Linked DNA regions of Mus musculus: region 2 is linked to region 1. The links are chromatin loops, found by intact Hi-C in ENCODE. Cell type or tissue: heart. All regions are shown on one strand. Links, peaks and the distances in the headings refer to the core of each region. The heading gives the core; the rest is flanking DNA.

Evidence for each region. Hi-C counts contacts between places; a loop is a spot of excess contacts. Peaks named below come from ENCODE experiments on the same cell type or tissue, not always from the same donor. Only the 100,000 strongest peaks of a DNase experiment are listed, where the experiment ranks them.
Region 2: it touches region 1 in a loop (8-fold over the local background); 6 of 42 quality-filtered maps call a loop at or near these places.

The regions. Positions count from the first base shown.
Region 1 is chr2:124,293,916-124,304,253 of GRCm38, forward strand. It overlaps a transcript of Sema6d not described here. Among named protein-coding and RNA genes, the nearest start is that of 4930583P06Rik, 77 kb to the left of the region's middle. In heart, for the core only: CTCF peaks have their summits at 5,137 and 5,345; DNase peaks (open chromatin) are centred at 4,606 and 5,226.
Region 2 is chr2:124,922,664-124,933,001 of GRCm38, forward strand. No RefSeq gene overlaps it. Among named protein-coding and RNA genes, the nearest start is that of Gm39920, 130 kb to the left of the region's middle. In heart, for the core only: a CTCF peak has its summit at 6,019 (motif pointing left); a DNase peak (open chromatin) is centred at 5,968; H3K27ac peaks cover 310 bases.

The DNA of each region.
Region 1 (10,338 bases), core at 678-8,677:
CTTATTGGTTAGAACCAAGTATGCATTGATATATGAGTTGAAATTCTGAGTTCAACCTTTGATCTTACAGTAACTAAACTATCATCGCTTTCTGGACTTCACTTCCTGCCACATAACATTAGCCAAGAGCACATGCCAAGACACAGATACTGGCCAACTCCATATCCCCATGTTGTCAGCTTTTCCTAGGATGCTGAAGCTGAAAGTACACTCAGAATTTCCTAGATCTGTTCTCTTATTTCATAGAAGAGAGGTGGGGTGTAGGTGTAGATTGACAGCATTTGTCTAAGGCTGCTTGCTATGTCAGAGAAAGCAGAAACAAGATTGCAAGTTGTGCCCCAAGGTCAGTCACAGGTTGTTAACACTTGTGAAGAAGGGTCCACTTAGATGTAAAACATGAGGTACAGAGCTAAACAAAGAATTTTCAACTGAAGAATATTGAATGGCCGAGAAGCACCTAAAGAAATGGTCAACATCCTTAGTCATCAGAAAAATGCAAATAAAAACAGCCCTAAGATTCTACCTAAGATTTACCTATTCAGTAAGAATAGCTAAAATCAAAAACTCAGGTGACAGCAGATGCTGGCAAGAATGTGGAGAAGGAGGAACACTCCTCCATTGCCAGTGGGGTTTCAAGCTGGTACAACCACTCTGGAAATCAGTTTGGCAGTTCCTCAGAAAACTGGACATCTTACGACATGAGGACCCAGCAATACCACTCCTTGGCATACACCCAGAAAATGCTCCAACATGTAATAAGGACACATGCTCCATTATGTTCATAGCAGCCTTATTTATAATAACCGAGAGCTGGAAAGAACCCAGATGCCCTTCAACAGAGGAATGGATACAGAAAATATGGTACATTTACACAATGGAGTACTACTCAGCTATTAAAAATGATGAATTCATGAAATTCTTAGGCAAATGGATAGAACTAGAAAATGTCATCCTGAGTGAGTGCCACAGACCCTCTGGGCCCCTTTGTCTGTGTGGAACGGGTCTCTAGTCGCGGGTGGGCAAAGTATCGGATGAATGACAGACAGATGCACACAGGAGAGGTTGTGTAAAATCTGAATGTAATTTGTCAAATCAAGCATCAAACTTTTTATGCAGAAGACAATAAGGAAGTTGGGTGACACACTTGCAAGGTACAAAGAGGTAACTGGATTCTTACATAAAACAGAGGAATGCAAACACAGAAGGTCTAACGGGAACCATCTGGGATAGAATTCTTTGTTAACAACTGGGGTCAACAAGGGCTCCACCTAAGATTCACTTAATCTTAGAAGCCAGGGTCAAGGGCTTCGTGCCCTTGCCATAGTTCCTATTTTAGTCTATTGTATAGTCCACCTTCCCCTTAGGCCATTGTAAATACATGTGTTTGGGTGTAACTCAGCTATAGTCTTAGAAGCCAGGTGTGATGTCTTTACTCTCCTAGGGCAAGGGCTTTCACACCCAAGTCATGGTTCTAACTAGGGAGTTCCATTCTAGCTAACCATCTCATGAATAATGCAATACTCTAAAACCACAGCCCAATCTACTTCCTAAACCATTGTAAATTCCTGTATATGGGAGTGACTTGGCTTTTATTCTAAGTGATAGTGTAATACCAGAGGCTATTCTGAATGTCACTGAATAGCAACATTCTTCCTGAATTCCAAGCCCATGGTCTTACTCAAGGACGTTCTAGGACTGTTGGAACACTGGCTTTAGCTATGTCAGAATTCAATCTTAAAAGGCACTTATAATAGGATAATACTAAAAGAGAGCACGTGGATCCATACACTAGACTATCGCAGGAATGGAAAATTAATGTATGGGTTAGAGAGAACACCAGACTTCAGGAGTGAGTTTCCGTGAAACTCTTTTGCCTCGTGAGTAGCTTTCAAGCCTCAGCCTGTCAAGCTGACTCGACCGGAGAGCATGACAAGTGTGGAAGTAACCCAATCGCAAAAGAACACACATGGTCTGCACCCACTGATAAGTGGATATTAACCCAAAAGTTCCAAATACCAGGATACAATTCACAGACCATATGAGCTCAATAAAAAGGAAGACCAAAGTGTTGGTGCTTAGCTCCTTCTTAGAAGGAGAACAAAATACTCACAGGAGCAAATATGGTGATAAAGTGTTGAGCAGAAACTGAAGGAAAGGCCACCCAGAGACTGTTGCACCTGGGAATTTATCCCATATACAGTTACCAAACTCAGACACGACTGTGGATGCCAAGAAGTGCATGCTGAAAGGAGCCTGATATGGCTATCTCCTGAGAGGCCCTGCCAGAGCCTTACAAATACAGAGACTAATTCTTGAAGCCAACCATTGGATTGAGCATGGGGTCCCCAAGAGAGGAGTTAGAGAAATGAAGGAGTTTGCAACCCCATAGGAGAACAACAATATTAACCAACCAGACCCCCTCCCCCAGAACTCCCAGGGACTAAACCATCAACAAAGGACTACACATGGCTCCAGCAGCATATGTAGCAGAAGATGGCCTTGTCATGCATCAATGGGAGGAGAAGGCTCAATAGATGACCCAGTGTAGGGGAACTGAAGGAAGGGAGGTGGGAGTGGGTGGGTGGAGGAACACCCTCATAGAAGTAGGGGAAGGGAGGATAGGATATGGTGTTTCTGGGAGGTAGGGAAACTGAGAAAGGAGATAACATTTGAAATATAAATAAAGAAAATATCCAATAAAAAGATAAGGTCTGATAAGAAGTTGCACATTCTGGTGTGAGCGATGAGATAAGTGGCAAATTCATCAAATGAATAAACACATGAGCTTTACCAACTCTCTAAGGAAGAAAAGATTCAAGCCCCTCATGCAAAATACTGTTTCTCAAGGTTTTGACTAAATAATGACAGTATGTGTATGTGGTGGGGTATCTGTGTCTGCTTCCTGGGTTTCAAAATATCATTTATTTAATACACAACTGAAACAAGCATGAAGCAATCCTGCCACCCACACAAACTCTCCCTGTCCTGCTGATGGCAAAGGTTTAAGCCAGCTTCTGTTTTAAGTACCACATCTGACGCCTTCTAACCAACTCTCCCACTAAATTCCGAGCTCAGCCTGTGCTGACAGAATCAGCAAACTCAACAAGGTGACAGCTTCACTGAAAGGGGCTTTCTCACCAAGTGCATCTCATCGGGGCCTCACTGCTGAGTCATGAGCTGGCTCTTTGGGTGAGGCACAACAGGATGGCCTCTTCCGGGAGCCGGCCCAGATCCTGATTCAGGATCTTTTGGAAAGAAGGCTCAAGAACTCTTCCAAAGTTATAAGTGAAAACTTGCATCCTTAATATTGATCCATATTTTTGACTTACTAAAAAAAAATCAAGTATATTTATTCATTAAAAAATTCAGCAGATGGTAAATATAAGGCTGATGTCTTCTTTTTCCATCAAAAAGCTATCATGAATAGTCATGTGCTTCTAAAACACAAACCTATATCAGAGGGACTAAGCACTGTATGTTCTAGCTTTAAAATATCTCAGATGGTAAATGAATGTATGTATGTATGTGCTTATGTCATCCGTGAAAAATAAGGAAACTGGTATCTGTTACCTCAGAGCAAATATATATATATATATATATATATATATATATATATATATATATATATATATATATATATATATATATTTGGATGCATAGACAATCCAGTCAGGTGCCCTCTAATGACTTGGAACATCAGAGCAGAACTGAGAGATCCCAGAGTCTCTCAAATCTGATCCAATGAAGTGTGTGTGTGTGTGTGTGTGTGTGTAGGCTATCATGGTCTCCTCCCTGGGCCAAGTGCTCACATATTGGCTAGGATGTTGGGTAAGTCTGTCTCTGTGCCTTCCTCCATCACTGATGTTACAGGCATGTACTATGCACAGCCTTTTGGTGGGAACTGGGGGTTTAACACAGCCCCTCCTGCTCCTCTGGAAGGCACTTGACCAGCTGAGCTATATCTCCAGGCTCTGTGTCATCTTTTTTTTAATTTATTTTTATTTTTTCATCTTTTTATTTTTATTTTTTTGATTTAAGGTATCTCAGGTTAAATGAACTGATTAAACATTAATTCAATTATTTCTCACCATGCTATCTTTAAGTTTTTACACTTTGTTCATAAGATTCATTTTTCTTTCATTTCAGCGTGTCCATTTCTGGGTCCGTATTTGTCTATCCCAGTAGAGTGGTTAGAGCAAGGTGCTCCATCCCAGCCTCCAAAGCTTGTGCCAAGGGAAGAGACAGAATTTGGAGACTGCTGTTTAGTTTGACTGTTGAATATATTTGGTACCCTATACCTCTTACAAAATATTCAGCAAAATTGCCCTCATAATTAGATTGGCCACTATTTTCTTCATAGAAATTATGCTCCTATTTATTAAAGCTAATTATTCAGTGTGCCATTTTTCTTTTTCTGTTTGTATTCATGAATGCCTGGTCTCAATGGGACCATCTAGGTGAAGATCGATAATCGGTCTCTTATTAGAGCAGGGGGAAGCATCCATTGGTACACTGCATTCAGCTGGATGTAAGAGGGCTTATTATTAAAGTAGCAGCAGGCAGTTGAAACCCACGCATGCTGGCAGTGCTGGACACACGGGATTAAATAATCAGCCATCAGGCTCTGTCTCATAAATGTTTGTCTTTGACTTTTGGCAGGAACTCCAACCTGAGCAGATGCCAGTTGACATGGGAACTCTGAGGCCAGCAATTTAAGGATTTTCACGTTTGCTTGCAGTGGTAAGATTTAAAGATATAATAACAAAACACAGAAAATGTTACAGAGATCTGGATTTCTGTACTAGATGCAAAATGAAATTGTTTAGGTAAATATGTTTTGATCTATACATTTTCCTGTAAATTATCTTACCAAAACTAAAGAAAGCACAAGAGAACTCCATGATTAATCCTTAAACATCAAACATAGTAGGGTTACACTGGATTAAAAGAGAGAAATTAAGTAATATCTGCAGTTCCTTAAGTTGTACAATTGGACCAAAAAGGGACATGATTTTCACTTCCTACAGTGAGCTGTTTCTATTGAGATGAAATATTGGCTGTCAGAACACATAGTCTTTGTCAGTGGGAGAAAAGAGGAAGTGGCTATTTTAAGTTCTATAGGGGGCAGTAACAGCCTTAGCATGAGTCTTGAGATTGGGTTGTAAGGGAATGAAGTCTGTAGTTAATTAAGTGATTGCATAACAAGAAGACTATCTGGCGCTGGTGGAGAGGCCTCCACACTGGACACTTGCTGCCAGTAGAGGCACATCTGTGTGCTGTGACTTCAAAACACTGTTATAATGTTGAAGATACCAGCAGATGAGCACACATGTTATTGAAAAATGGTTTTAAAAATAGAAATCTTTCACTCCTATGTATCTGTGTTTATGTGTATGCGTGTACACATACATATACACTCTTAGATCAGATGCCAGGAAATAAATGCTGAAACCACCAGTAACTAAATATTTACAACGTTTCTAGAAGGAATCCCAGTATCTGTATACATTCTAATATAAAGTAGGCATTGCACCAAGGAGTAGTCAGGGCACTTTTAGTACAGTCACATCATCTAGACGTTAGTGAATTTGTGGAGCTTTGAGTTGTTGAAGTTAATAGGCTAAATTTTGAAATAATGCCTGCTTCTCATTCACTTCAAGTTGAGACTGATCTCTCTCCATAGTGTGTGGCTATCTTCAGCACATCTGGTTCTCTGAAGAACACTGCCTTAAAATAGTTCTCATATTCTTCTGAGTCCTCATTTTAATGAAGTCTAACAGCATGTTCATGGTACATTGATCGGATTGTGACTCTCTGCCATTTCATTGGATGCTTTTATACAACAGGCATGGTTTTGTATTTGTGAATTTGAAAATGATGAATCTGATGTATTTAGCTTTTAAGTATCTTCTTCTCAAATTGCCTACTACTTTATTTAGTTATATTGTTACATTACCTTTGCTTTGATGCCTGTGTTTCTTAAAATCTGCTTGTGAATAATGAAAAAATGACAGTGAAAATGCGGGAAGCTAGAAGATGTGTTATTTAAACTGATACCAGGACTGGCCATGCAATGTCACATAGCATTTTTGTTAGTTAGTTAGTTAGTTAGTTAGTTAATTAGTTAGTTGTTAGTTAGTTAGTTAGTCACTGTGTGTATATATGTGTGGGCCCTTATGAACAGCTTCTTGGAGTCAGTTCTTTCCTTCCATCATATGGGATCCAGTGGTACAACTCAGTTACACCATGTTTGATGGCATGTGCCTTTACCCACTGGGGTATCTTGCCTGCTTCCATTATGATGTCTTACATCTAATTGTCATGGAATCCTTTTGACTTTTCTTTTTAAAAATTGCCTTTCATATTTCATTCAGTGCATTATTATCTGTGCTTCCTAGAAGCTATCACCAAACCTTTGTTTTTCCCATGCATGAGTCGTGGTTTCCTTACCTAGATGTAGAACTTAAGTAAACTTTTTAACAGCAGTGTCATTAAACTGCAGATACTATTTAATACATTCTTGTACACTTATTTTCCACCCAAAATACGCCCATGGTAAATGAAAAGTCTAACTTGAAGCTCTGCAGCTTCAGAATGGTTGTTCTTACTGAATAGCAGTTCATTTGAGAGAGATGGACTTTGGGTCTGGTTGATTTCAGTCCGAGATGTTTTTTATTCACAAATTCTTTATAATAAAGTTTTAATTAAACACACATATACACAAACAATATCTTAGATACTATAAGAAGTAGAAATTAACCTGAACAGGCTTTCTAGAATTTGGAAGGGCAAGAAAGGGCTTGCAGTAGAATGAGAGTGGAATGGAGGAACACATACACACACACACACACACACACAGAAAGAGAGAGAGAGAAAGAGAGAGAGAGAGAGAGAGAGAGAGACTGACATAGAAATATCATCCAGTAATATCCATTTCCATTCCAATGTCATTTTTTTCATTATTCACAAGCAGTTTTTAAGAAACACAAGCATCAAAGCAAAGGTAATGTAACAATATAACTAAATAAAGTAGCAGGCAATTTGAGAAGAAGATACTTAAAAGCTAAATACCTCAGATTCATCATTTTCAACTTCAGAGAGAGAGAGAGAGAGAGAGAGAGACTTACAGAGACACACTCACATGCTCAAACACAGAGACACACAAAGAGACACACTCATGCGTGCACACACACACACACACACGCAGGGACACATGCAGACAGAATATGCTATTGGCCTTAATGAAACCATAAACCTCTATGAAAATGCCCCATAACTGACTTGCGAACCAGAGTCACCTGAGCTCTGAGCTGATGTTTTCTTATTAAGAAAGTGGACCTTTAAAAGATGTTCTAGATATTATGCTAAAGATTTGCAACAGGATGTGGGGAGGTTTCTCTGAATGTAGCCTAGAGCTTCTGTCTTTGTAGGAAATCACGGGCAGCGCCTTCCCACTCCTTATGTGTGATTTAAGGGCAAGGTTAACAAGACAGACTTGTTTGAGAAAGGCTGTCTAGGTGCTGGGGACAGGCAGGAGAAACATGACCTTGGAATCTGCAGACCTCTACCCAAATCCTGAGAAGTTATCAGACTTAGCTGAAGAGAATTTCTTTACTTCCTTGCTTCTGAATTTAAAATATTCCTTAAATGTTGAGATTTAGATATTAATCTATGAAAAGTATGAGTAATACTAATTTTGCATTTTTGAAGAATTTCCCAAAAACATAGACAAGAAACGTTTGTGAAGTTTAAAATTACCACATGAGATTTAGCTATGGAAACTTGATTGTCATTAAAGATTCTTGGTAAGACTGAGCTGTGGTAGAATTGCATCTTCTTCAGGCTGGGCTGTAGCTTTGCATTCAACAAATGCTTGCAGTTGCTCTGAGTTCAAAACTCTTGGTTCTCCTCATTGAATTATGATAGTGACAAAAGCTAATCACTCTATCTGTCCCTGATGCTCAATGCACTGATTCCAATTTCAGGGTTCTAGAATTACAGATAAGAAGGGAACGTGGGAGACTTCGAGGAAAATGTTTTCTGTGCAATCCCTGTCAGGAACTGGAAAGACAGGGGTCTCAAGGGTTGATGTTTCAGGAGAACTGGCCTCTCTCAGACCCACATCTCTCTTAATTCCTTTCAGATGTGGACCATTTTACAAAGCCAGTCTTCAGTTGTCTTCCTGCTTCCCATCGTCCCCACCCCATCAGTCTCCTTTCTTGTCTCTTTCGCAGCTCAGAAAGTACTACTCCTGTTTACATTTGAGGACTTTTTTTTAAGCTATTGACCCACAGCCCTCTGCTTCCATAAATTCTCCTTCAAGTGTTTGCACCGTAAAACAAACAACACCCCCACCAAGCCCAGCATTTACTCTTGGACTCCATTTCATTACTGATGCTGAAGATAATCAATATGAATTGGGGGGCTGATGTTGGGTCAAAAAACACAATTTGCCTAAGCACACTTTGCTGTTTGTCTCTGCAAAGAATTGTTGAGCATAAATCCTTAAGCAATAAGGTTTCAATAGTTAGAAAATGTACCTAAATGATAAACAGGAAATCTCAATAATTACGCAAGGCATGGAATATCTTCTAGACCTCCTCGTTCATATACTAATGTCAGAAGCAATCAAGGTCTATGAATAATGGATGAAGTTAAGCACGAATGGTCCAGATTTTAATCCAGTGTGCTAGAAAAGAACGTTAACATAATGGATATGGGTCAGAAAAATTGGCTGACATAGGAAATACCATCCAGTAATATCCATTTCCATTTGGAGGAATTAAAGTTGTACATTTTCCCAGGGGTCTCCATTGTAAATATGTTTACCTATGTGTATTACCATCCTCCAGAATGATACACTTCCCCATATGAAACCCCTAAACACATGAAAGTCTCCCTTTGCTTTCATAACTATTCAAATCTACCTCATTTATAAGAATTTCTTCTAATAAAACAAACTACTAATCTATTCTTAAATTCTGGCTGTAGCCCATACTTCCCCATAGCAATAACTACTTTGGCTCACACAACTCTGAAGCTAATCTATAGGAACAAACAGTGAGAATTGTTTGAATGAATGTGCAAGGAAATGTCCTGTGGTACAGTACCCAAACTTCCATGTGACTGTAACTAACCCAATTAGCCAGAAAATTGATGCCATGATTATCATCATCATGGCCAATCATAGTAATAAGAACCCAGCGAGTCAAGTTTCTTGGAATTTGGCTGATGTGGTACTTTTTGTTTATAGCGTTTTCAATTCAACTAACATATTTTGTCTTCCCAATAATTGGTTTTTCTTCTATACAAAGTCAGTGTAGAGGTGTGAGACAGGGAGGACAGGATGGAGGCTTTCTGGCACCATCCAGGACCCCTCCCAAGAGCAGGCTCATGAGTGAAGGTAGACAGGGGAGTAGAAACACAGTTTCTCCCTAAAGCCTCAGCTATTTTCATTGACATTTTAAAGAAAGTCCAGAAAACAGTAAAATTTTCTGTTCCTGTAATCCATAGTTTAATCTACATCTGACCTGAATGGCCAGAAAAAGAACCAGAAAGCAACCATTTCTTCAAAGGCCCCAGCTATTACTTGGATTCTTTTTACTGGACTAACAAAGTCAACAATGAACCTGCTGCTGCTGCTTTGCCTTCATCATCATCATCATCATCATCTTCTTCTTCTTCTTCTTCTTCTTCTTCTTCTTCTTCTTCTTCTTCTTCTTCTTCTTCTTCTTCTTCTTCTTCCCCTCCTCCTCCTCCTTCTTCCTCTTCCTTTTCCTCTTCTCCTTCTCCTCCTCCTCCTTCTCTTTCTCCTTCTCCTCTTCCTCCTCCTCCTCCTTCTTTCTCTTCTCCCCTTCCCCTTTCTCCTCATCCCCATCCTCCTCAAATTTTGCATTTGAAAAGATGACATTAAAGCAAGGTGCTTGATGGAAAATTCTTCAGATTGAGGTCCTCTGGTCAAAAGCAATTTCTGTATTGTGAAGAATGTTACTAAATTAAGAAGAAAGAGAAGAAAGACATTTTAATAAAATGTTTTGTCTTATGCACCATCTGAAAGATTTCTAATTAAATTTCTAAAGCTATGTTATAAAAATATGTTACTGGAAAACATTTTATATGAGCTTTATGGTATAATATTTATTTGTTTGGAAATGCAATGGTCAAGGAAAGCTGAGAAACATGCACTCTTTAACCATACTCTTTCAACCAGAAAGACTTATTTAGACTCCTTGTAAGACAATATGAACTTTGCTTTTAGACTACCTATTTGTACATGCATATGAAAGAGGGAGAGAACAAGAAAGTAATAAAAAGACTATATTAAAAGTGAAACTTTTA
Region 2 (10,338 bases), core at 1,403-9,402, 630 kb after region 1:
AAATAATTCCTAAGGAAACTTCTTGAAAAACTAAGATCCCAAATGAATGTCTTAGACACTCTCTGACAAACCCATATTTCCTAGAATAGAAAGTTATTAAAAACATTGAAGTATTCTGTTAAAGGAGATAACTATAATGATTTTCTTCACCAGATTTTAAAATTATTTATAATAACAACTATTGAAACAATCATTTGTTGGGTTACAACTAAAAAGAGTTAGCCAGTGGTTTAGAATAATAATTCCAAGTGATGTATTTAATACCACAGAAGCAGTGATCAGTGCCAGCCGCTGGTAGTCCACACCGTGCTAAGACCACACATGTGTTCCAACTGAGCCATTATTTAGGTTTTCCTCCCTTCTATTTTGTTAAAAATGAATGCTCCAAATGAGATAAACTTGTGATTGTCATTTAACCATGCTGTGAAATTTTTATTCAACGCATTTAGTGAAAGAACCAGGCAGATATTTATACTCATTCAAAACTCATCAATCAACAGCATTACTTGAGTTTCCACAGGACAGAAAAAAATTATTTTGCTCTGCCATGGGTTATCTACAATTTACATAATTGCAAAGCAGCCTGAAGGTGAGGAAAGTTGTGGTACTCTCACTGAAGAAGAGTCAAAGAACCCTGAAGGGTCAGAATAGGTCAGTCTACCACTGGGGAGGACATTTCCTCTACAATTAGCATGGCTGTTTCTTCCACCCCACCCCCACCCCCCCGCTGAGAGGTACATGCTAGTGGTTATAGATCCTTTACCTATGGACTCAGCCATCTACTCCATCCCTCCCTGATTCACACAGATGCTTACTCGATCCAGAAGATATCAATGGCATTGTCCAAACCATTGATTTTTTTTTTTTTAAGCAAGTTGAGCAGGACAGAAAATCAAAGTAAATTTATCTCAACCATAAATTATGATAAATCGTCTTTTACATTGAAGAAATGGAGGAGAGTGTCTGAGATAGGACAGAGCAATACACCCTTGAAACAGCAAACTGAGATAACAGCCTGGAGGGGTTGGGGTGGGGGGACAAGAAAGAGCAGGCTGAATAAACACAAGTCCTGTTCATTTGCATAATGAGCAATGAGCAGGAGTTTTGTATTTGCTCGATGTTCTGTTTCGAGAACCACCGGGACACCATGATCTCCAGGAGACTAGCACCTCATGGAGGTTTATGATCTGTGATAGAGTGGGGGGAGCACAGTGACTAAGCACTGGACAGGTTAGAGGGAGATGGTAAGGGATGTGCTGGAAGCAATGACATAAAGAGCTGTGGCCTGTAAGCCAGTGGAGAGGGCAGCTGCGGGAACCGCAGTCACCCCAATTCTTTCCAACCTTACAGCTGTTGCCCCTGCCCCTAGAGTCTTCCACTGTCTCTCTTTTTGGGTGGTCACTTCTGTTTCCATTCAAAGTAGAAGCAGAAAGGGTGAGTTGAACTATACTCTTAATAGCAAATAGAGAATGACCACAGCTTGCCTCCATTTTCTTCTCTTTATAAACAACCACTCAGCACCAGCCAAGTGTTCCCTTTGTGTAGGATGAAATAGTGAGGACAAGGCCTCAGCTGTTCAGTTCTACTGTAATATCCTGAAAATAAACACTGCTACATGCCAGCCACCAGGATATAAAATAGCTCAGAATTTACTTTCTCAGTGTACATGTATGTAGTACATAGTCAAATATTACCATAATTTTATAAAGAAACTAAAACTTGACTCATAGCTAAAAGAAACTATTTGCTGGACATTATAACTGTCAAAGAATTAATATATTCTACATATAAGTAATAACAAAAATTATTAATTCCATTAAAATTGGAGATACATATAAAGGCATTTATGGAAGAAAAATTCTGATGGTCAATAAATATTAAAAAATATATTTTCAACTTTATCAAGAGGAGGATGCAAATTGAAACCTCAACTACTTTGTTTTCACTTTATTGTCTTAAGTGTAGAAGTCTTGCAACAGTCAATGTAGGCCAGTGTAGAGCAGTCAGAGGCCTCTGACATGCTGGCAGGAGTGTACAATGATAGGACCTCTCCGGGAAACAGCTGTCCTTACCGTATGCTCTGGGTCTCCCACGCCTCTCTAGTCCAAACACTCATCTTCCCACCCAACCAGGTCCTGCAGTCTGCCTCATAGTGATCAGTGCTCTCTTGGACTCACTACTTGGATATTTTAGGGGAAATTAATGTTCCTAACCATCCAAATCGCCAGAGTCTCTGCATGTGTGCTAAATAAATTTACCTAGTCAAAGTGAAGATGATATTTTGATCTCAGGAGGTGTTTGTGCCTATCCCCTAGAACATGATGTGAATGTACCTAACAGGCTTTGAGGAATCTTTGGTTAACTGTCCATTGATAACAGTTTGAATAAATAAGATTTTCTTTTGTTTTTATAAAATACCAGAAATCAGTAAATAGGAAGAATTCTCAAAGCAAAGAGAAAAGATGGAAAATATTTCTAGATGTGATACGTATGTACACATACACACAAACACACACAAACACACACTTATACTGACTCATATAGTATTGTTTAAAGTTCCAAACTGGGCTGTTTAGAAATATAAATGTAAAAACTGTAAAGAAAAATTATAGGAATAATAAAATTCCAAATTGCAGGTCAAAAAGATGGATCACAGCAAGGATGTACATGTGCTTCAGATGTTGCTAAGCCTAGGGGTGGATTCTTCAGTGTTTGCATGACCATCATGCTTTAAATACATACACACAATATATCTTATTTTGTAAAAAATGGAAGTGCAAGTATATCTTATTGGTCATTATAAATATAGTGTATGGAAATCTCAAATATCTTTCAGTGTGATTAGCAATGGTTAGACATCAGCCTTCTCAGGATGTAGAGATTTTGTTCAGGACATTTCTCTTGCTTCAGACATTTAGTAAGCATTTACTACCTTCTAAATCACACAAAGCTGAAACCCTCCCAGTCTATCTTACTCCAGCATGAAAACATCTCTACAAAATGGCTGCTGGTAACTGCTGTTGTTTTGTTGGGAAGGTATTAGAAATCACCATAGATTTGGGGCAAAAAGAAAGTACCTTTAAGAGAGCTGTTTCTGCACAATCTGGGGCTCTCTGTGGTGAATTCTGGTGTGTTACTCCATCAAACATAGCACCTGGCTGCAGCTGCTGCTTCCTAATGGGAAGTACCACATAACACTAATTCCTACCTCCACTGGGTCTTAGGAGAAGTTGTAGACACATGTCTAGTCTTTCTTGGCTTTCCTCCTCAATCAGCTCGGCCACTCTAGACTGAACACCCATCATCCCAGACAACCCCATTCTGCAGAGTGTTCCTGACAGTCACTGCTCTCTCAGGCTGGCATTGAACTTGGGTTCCTCTGGCCCCCACTACCCAAATGTTAGGATGAAAGGATATGACACTGCACTGTCTTTTCTTCGTCTCCCACAGCTACAATGAGAGCTACGCTTCACCATCATCATTGACATTGATGACCCAGGTTAGCTGACCAAGTGTCACCTTATGAAGACTGTTTAACATTCTTGGCATGGGGCCTTCCCACAATTGCCTGCCTCTGGGTTTCTCTGTATTCCTCCCTCATCATCACAGGGAGTAGTGCTAACACTCACCAATGAACAGTGGTGTGTGCTCAGGGATCATAAGGAGTAGTGCTAACATGTACCACTGGACAGCGTTGTGTACTCAGGGATCAGGAGAGCCTATGACATGTTCCGAGAGACACAGACCTTCAGCCTGGAGGAAGAAGGAACCAATAGCACAGGTGAATTTAAATGCACACTGAGCCAGACCTTCACATTAAAACAGGGCCATGTTCAAAACCTCCCTTTAGGTCAGCTGCTGAAGACAGCGGGCAAAGTGCACACTGGCCGTGCTGTATTACTAATGCAATAGAACATAGAACAGGGGATGAAGTTAAAAAAAAAAAAGACATTTGAAGCGTGATTATTAAAAAAAAGGTCAATTTATCTAAGAAGGCAAAAAAAGATGTCTGGAACAACAGGTGACAGTGATGAGGCTGAAAACGATGTTGGTGACACTCAGGACCCGTGGAAACTAGCAGTTCACTTCCCACGAGTCTTTGCATCAACATTTCTGCCTTTCTCTTCACACCAACCTCTCTCTTATAAAAGTCAAGCCATTTTATTGACTTGCCAAGTCAAATAATGCCCAGAAGGGGAAAGTCTAAGGTAGAAAAAGGAGGTTTCACTAGGGAAAGCGAAGAAAGTGCTATCTCAAGGAGGATTAATTGATTAGAAGCACAGGCACACTTATTTATCATCCACTGCCTACCTCTCTGCTGGGCCTTAGGGTATGAAGAAGAATAAAACAGTCCCCTTTCTCTTTATTTTCTGCAATTTCCTGTACAAGACTTGCCCTGTCAGCAGTCAGTCATGGTAGGGAGGGCCCTGTGGGACCCTGCTCCTCCCTGTTGAATACTGGCTACAAACAGAAGCAGGTGGAGGGAGAGACATTGCCTTTAGTTGGGTACCCACTGGTGAGCCCACCAGGCTCCAGTGGAGAGTTCCAAGTCTGTGATTAAAGACTCAGTGGGTCACAAAATAAAACAAAAGGACACCTGGAAAAGGGAGGCCGGCAGGTTGACAGGAGTGGGAGGCGAGGGTAATTAGAACACATTGTATACAGGTATGAAGTGTCAGGGAACAAATTTAATTCATTAAAATATTCTTAAGATAAAATTTGTCAAAGAACTAAGTCTCTATTAATTCTCTAATTGTAATATAAGTGAAAATGTTAAGAAAAAAGCTAGTCGTTTTATCAGTGGGCAATGGAAGGAAGTAAAACCAGGCTAAGAGTCAGAAGCAACTGGTAAACACACACATCACACTACAGTGTGTTGAAGTCACTTCCACCTACAGTGTGCTGCAGGCACTTCCCTCTAGTGTGAGAAGGCACATCACACTGCAGAGCGATGTAGGCTCTACGGAATGATAGCTCGACCATGTAGGAGAATGAGGAAACTATTCCGCCGTGGACATTTAATCTTGGAAAACAAGTAATATTGTTTTCAAAAGGAACAAAATGTACAAAGGCAAATGTCTACCGTTATTTTGGTTAAGGTTTGTTTAGGGTTCCAGCAAATGCAGAAAGAAGGATATGATGAGGAGACTGAGAAACCATGTATGAAAGGAGTTCTCCATCCTGGAGCTGGAGCATCGCCAGGGAGTTCCGTCTCTTTCTGTTGAAAACTTGGAGACAACAGTTTAAGTTTGTAAGAGAGGGATGGAGTCAGGAAGACTAATCAAAATGCAATTCACTGACCTTCGCTTGGCTTCAGAGGGTGAAGACAGAGAAGCCATAAGTAATAGGTACCAGTGTGGGCTCTTGGGAGGAAGAAGGGAGTCCTGAGTGTATCATACTGCAGCGATGATTGCATCACAGGGTTGAAAGCAGAGGGAAATTTCTCTCTGTGTGTCACTGACTGCTGACAAAATGGAGACCTTGTGACCACAGGCCATCTGCAAGACCTGGGTCATACAGAAATAGTGAATTCGTGCGTAATCTCTGGGGGTTCTTCGGCGACAATCGCAGACTTGTTTGTCTCTCCCTTTGGCATTTCTGTGATGCCGTTCCTAGAATATTTTTCCCTGGATGTTTCTTCTCACCCCCAACTTTTCTGCATCAAAGGATGCTTTGGAAGCCTGAAGCCTCCGCTGTGAAGAACATTCACTCAAGACTGAACTCCTAAAGCCAGCGTGGTATGTTCCTCTGTGTCTAGTTTCCAGCTACTCACAGTATGAGGGCCTTGTGCAAGGGATAAAAATGTAACTAGAAAAATAAAAACATTTTCAAAAGCTCCAAATCCTCATGCATTACTCTGGAATGATACAGTTCTCAGAATTCTAGATGCCATTGCCCAGTCCCACCCATCCCAGGCTGTGGTGGGTGGTATGATCTGGAAGTCTGCTATGCATTCAGGGGAAATAAGCCTGGGCTGACTGTGCATAGAGAAGGAAGACACTGCCACCTGCAGGCTCTAAGCTTAGGGAGATAGTAAATGTTTAATTTATGGGAGATTTGTTTTATTAAAGTAACATTTTCATAAACAGTAAAAGTCTCAAAGTTGGCTCACTTACTCCTGTACCTTTGAGCAACTCCGTTCCACAGTAGTCAAGAACTGTAGCTACTAGTGGAGAAGCTGGTTCTAAGTTAAAGGTAGCCAATGTTGGCGTTGTTCCGTGGGGACTGAGAACTAGCCTGGACCTTGCACAGGTGACACTGGGAAAGTGATAAGTAATTGTCTGCTGACGTTCTCTTTAAACCCTAAGCATACTTTGAGCCTCAGTTCCTTTCATTGTAAGCTAAGGCTATTAGATAAGATTAGATCGGTGTTTTCCAAACTGTGAATGCTGTGCCAGCATTGGTGGTGAGACCAGGAATTGTTAATATTAATTGCATCTGGTTCTATCCCAGGCCTTAGAGTCAGAAACTGCAGAAGGCAGGCCTTCAGGTGTGAGGAGTGCTCAGTCATATGACTTATAAATATTTAATATGCAATTCCTTGCCTCTAAGATGATGTCATCTGTAGTCCAACTGTCTCCTGGGAAGGTGGAGTTTGGGGGTGGGGGAGGAAGGGAAGGGGATGGTTGAGCTTCAAGAAACCCAGGGGTCCCTCTATTCTCCACTAATCACCATCTGTATGGTCAAGTAAATGTCTGAAAACGAAGCCTTCACCCAAGCCTGTCAAGTAAGGCCACCACTCTACCAACTTCTGTCCAAGCTAAGTTGGGTTTCTTGGTGATGCCCCAACTGTAAAATGTCTTCCTTTAAAGCCAGGTTTTCCTCCTCTTCCACAGAATTTTGCCAATGTCACTAATCCACATTTCTCTTCCTGCCTAAATCCCTCAAAATTCTCTAACAGCTCCTGATATTAAGAGCTCATCTATACACACACACACACACAGAGAGAGAAAGGGAGAGAGAGAGAGAGAGAGAGAGAGAGAGAGAGAGAGAGAGAGGCTGACTCTGAGTTTCTGCTCTCTTGACTCAAATGTTCAGCCTGTGAGTCTGATGAGTTACAGGTACAGTCAGGCAGAAACTGATTTTTAATGAATTATTGATGATTGGTTTTAGAGAATTCTCCGATTATGAATCTGAGTTTTTGAAAAACATTCAAGCAATCTCTATTTTCCTTATCCTTCTACCACAACAGACTGAAGGCAGAACGGATTCTATGGAAGCATCATAATAATTTTACAAGTAGTTACCAGCTTTATACGCATACACAGGGGCAAGGGTTCAGAGAGACGGAGACAAACTAAAGAGCTGAGGTGGTGAGGGTCTCCCAGGCACTCGGCTAGACCACTACATGTGGATTGGTAGATTAATCACTCTTCAAATTTCTTTCATCTTTGGAGCATTTGCTTCGGAACTCTAAAGTGTATGTATATATAAACCCCATTGAACCAAAATTTTAAATACTCTTTTTAAAAGAAACAAGAAAAGAAGTCAGATTTTCAATGTAGTTGGTGCTAGAAAAGAAACTTCAATATGAGAAGCCATGCTGAGAACTGTGATGTTAAATGCTGTCACAACAATGAGTGACATTGAGGATTAGAGTTGTTTTCCAAGAGGCCAAAGAGTTGGTCAGAGGTCTGAAGTTACCCCTAGTTTCCTGCTTTCACATAGGAGGTGTGATCATCTAAAAGTGGTGTGCAGGACTCTGAGGCCAAGGAACCATTCCTTTATGTGAGGCTTCCCAAGCTCCTAGCCCAGTGCTGACACACAGTGAGCCCTTTGCAGAACCACTTCAGGATAAGCACATTAATGCTCGCAGCCATTCGGAAACCCAACTGAATAAAGTTTATTCTATCTGTCTTTATACAGATGGCATTTTAAGAGGTCTGCTTGTTTATAAAAAGGGCCATTTGCAGTAGACCAAAAATGAACAGTGTCAAAGTTTGCATCCTCATTTAATAGGATTGTTCCACTGTTTTAGGATTCTTGGGGAGGTGGTTTGAGTATACACTGGGTTTTGTAGAAATTCACGCTTTACAAATTACATGTTGTCTTACTGAGCCCTTGTCAGCAATATGGCTTTCTACATGATCTCTAGTGGAGAGATACTTTCTGCACAGCCCAGAACAGCTGTCTGGAAGCTGCTTGGCGGACGATGGTGGTGGCATTTCAACTGGGCCAGTCAGTGAAAGACCCCTTATTGTCTAACAGTACGGAGCAAGCTACAGAGTGGATCGTGTGCTTGGGATCCTTTGAAATAAAGGTGCAAGAGGCATAAAATGGACACTATTCAGCTTTACGGAGGGCAGAAATGTTCCTGAGAACAGAGACTGTCTTCATGGGGCTGGGCATCGTGCTGGGGTGGAAGGGGACACTGGCAACAGAGTCTCGTGGGTGCTGAGGGGTGAGAGATCCTCTTTTGTGGTTCCTCTCAATGGCTGAGTCCAGACAAACAAAGGCTTTACTAAAAAACCCAGCTTTGTTTCAAAAAGCTTGTGAGGCCACTCTGAAAGGAGTTTTTGTTCGCCAACACTGGGGAGTTAGGGTCCTTCCCCCAGGGGGCTGAGGACCACACAGCTGGAAGAGTCATTTATCCATTCCCCATTCCCAGGTGACGGGTTACTTTCACTGACAGACTACACCTATGACTTAGACCGCCTCTGTGGAATAGGCAGGGCAGTTTTGAATATTTCCATCAATGGGCCACAACGGACTAAAGCTCAGACTTCTACAGGCAGGGACGGTGGAGGTTGATGACAGAACCCACAGTCCTGGTTAAACACATTTGCTCCGACACTCCACAGCTACTCAGCATGCCTAGGCCCAGGAGCTGCATGGCTGGGGACAGCCTTTCCACCAGCTCTCCTCTTGGCTGCGTCCATCTGCATTCCATCACAGGTCAAATACACACTTGCACAGCCATCAGAGTACCCCCGTGGCTATGGAGATCCAGAGCTATATGTGGCTGTAGGATGCAGAGCAGGGAATCACTCATACCCTCAAAGACCAGCTCCTGACCCTTAAAGCACAGCTCCCAGCTGAGCCTCTCAAATTTCTAGAAAGGGGAACCAGAAAGCAAACACCGGCAGCTTAAGCCCTTCTTTGGAGATGACTGGAGGCAGATCAGCACCATTGAGCTATAGGTTTGTTTGTTTGCTTGCTTGCTTGTTTTTTTTTTTTTTAAAGGAAAGGAAATTCACAAATAAGGCTGAAAATAGTTGAGGCATATGCAGTTTGTCCAACAGGCTCCACCAAAATACTACATAGCTTTGCCATGCTAAGAGAAAATGGCCTCATTTGCAGGGAAATGTCTCCTCTTCTTGGGTAACCTCATAGAACCATGCATCCAACCTAATTTAACAAGGCAAAACCCAAATCACCCTGACTCCCAGGTAATGTGAAAGTTACCGAATCGTTTCGAGATAGACTTTTATTCATTTAGATGGAGAACAGGGATTGAATACCTTATTGGCACACCTCACAAAACCATGAGAGAGAGAGGGAGAGAGAGAGAGAGAGAGAGAGAGAGAGAGGGAGAGAGAGAGAAAAAAAGAGAGGGAGAGAGAGAGAGAGGGAGAGAGAGAGAGGCAGAGACAGAGGCAGAGACAGAGACAGACAGAGAGACAGAAAGGGAACATGTGTAATATGTGTTAGGAAAGATACCTTACTTGCAAAGGTATTCATTCAAACGGAGAGAATTCAGCTATTTTTTTTCCTTCTTGCCAATAGTCAGAAATGTAACAGCCATCGCAGAAGAAAATCTACATTAGCAGCCCTGCAAAGTCAGGCCAAAGTACAATTACTTCACTTGCATCTCAAGTTGGGACTTGGGCTGGTCTTGGAAGTTCCTTGTGTGAATTGACACAGATTTCCCGGGTTTACCACAGCATATTGACTCTGAGGGGCTGGGGAGAACCTGGGGCTTTTACACTCTGGCCACACCCCCCACCCCGGGGTCAGTGCTGGAGGAAGGGCAATGCTGGGAAAGTTGCTACAGGAAAGTCTGAAATCCCAGGCTGAGTGGCCTGGGGTTGGCAGAATCTAGCAAGATTCGGGGTGACTTTGGGGACAGACCAGGTGGTTGCCACCGTCTCCATGGCATAGCCTGCAGCCTGCAATCTGTCTCTAATTTAGAGAAGGAAAGCAAATTCACAACTCCTGCTGAGCTCAATAAGCCGGGCTTCAGCAGGCGGCCTTTGCACCTGGAGCTGCGGCCATGATACTGCCTGCAGGTCCCAGGCAACTTTGTGAAGGTCCTTATGTGCAAGGCCAATGTCCCTTTTCAAGTCAACTATCCACTATTTTCTTTTTCAGTACCTTTCTATCTCCCATAAAACTTGT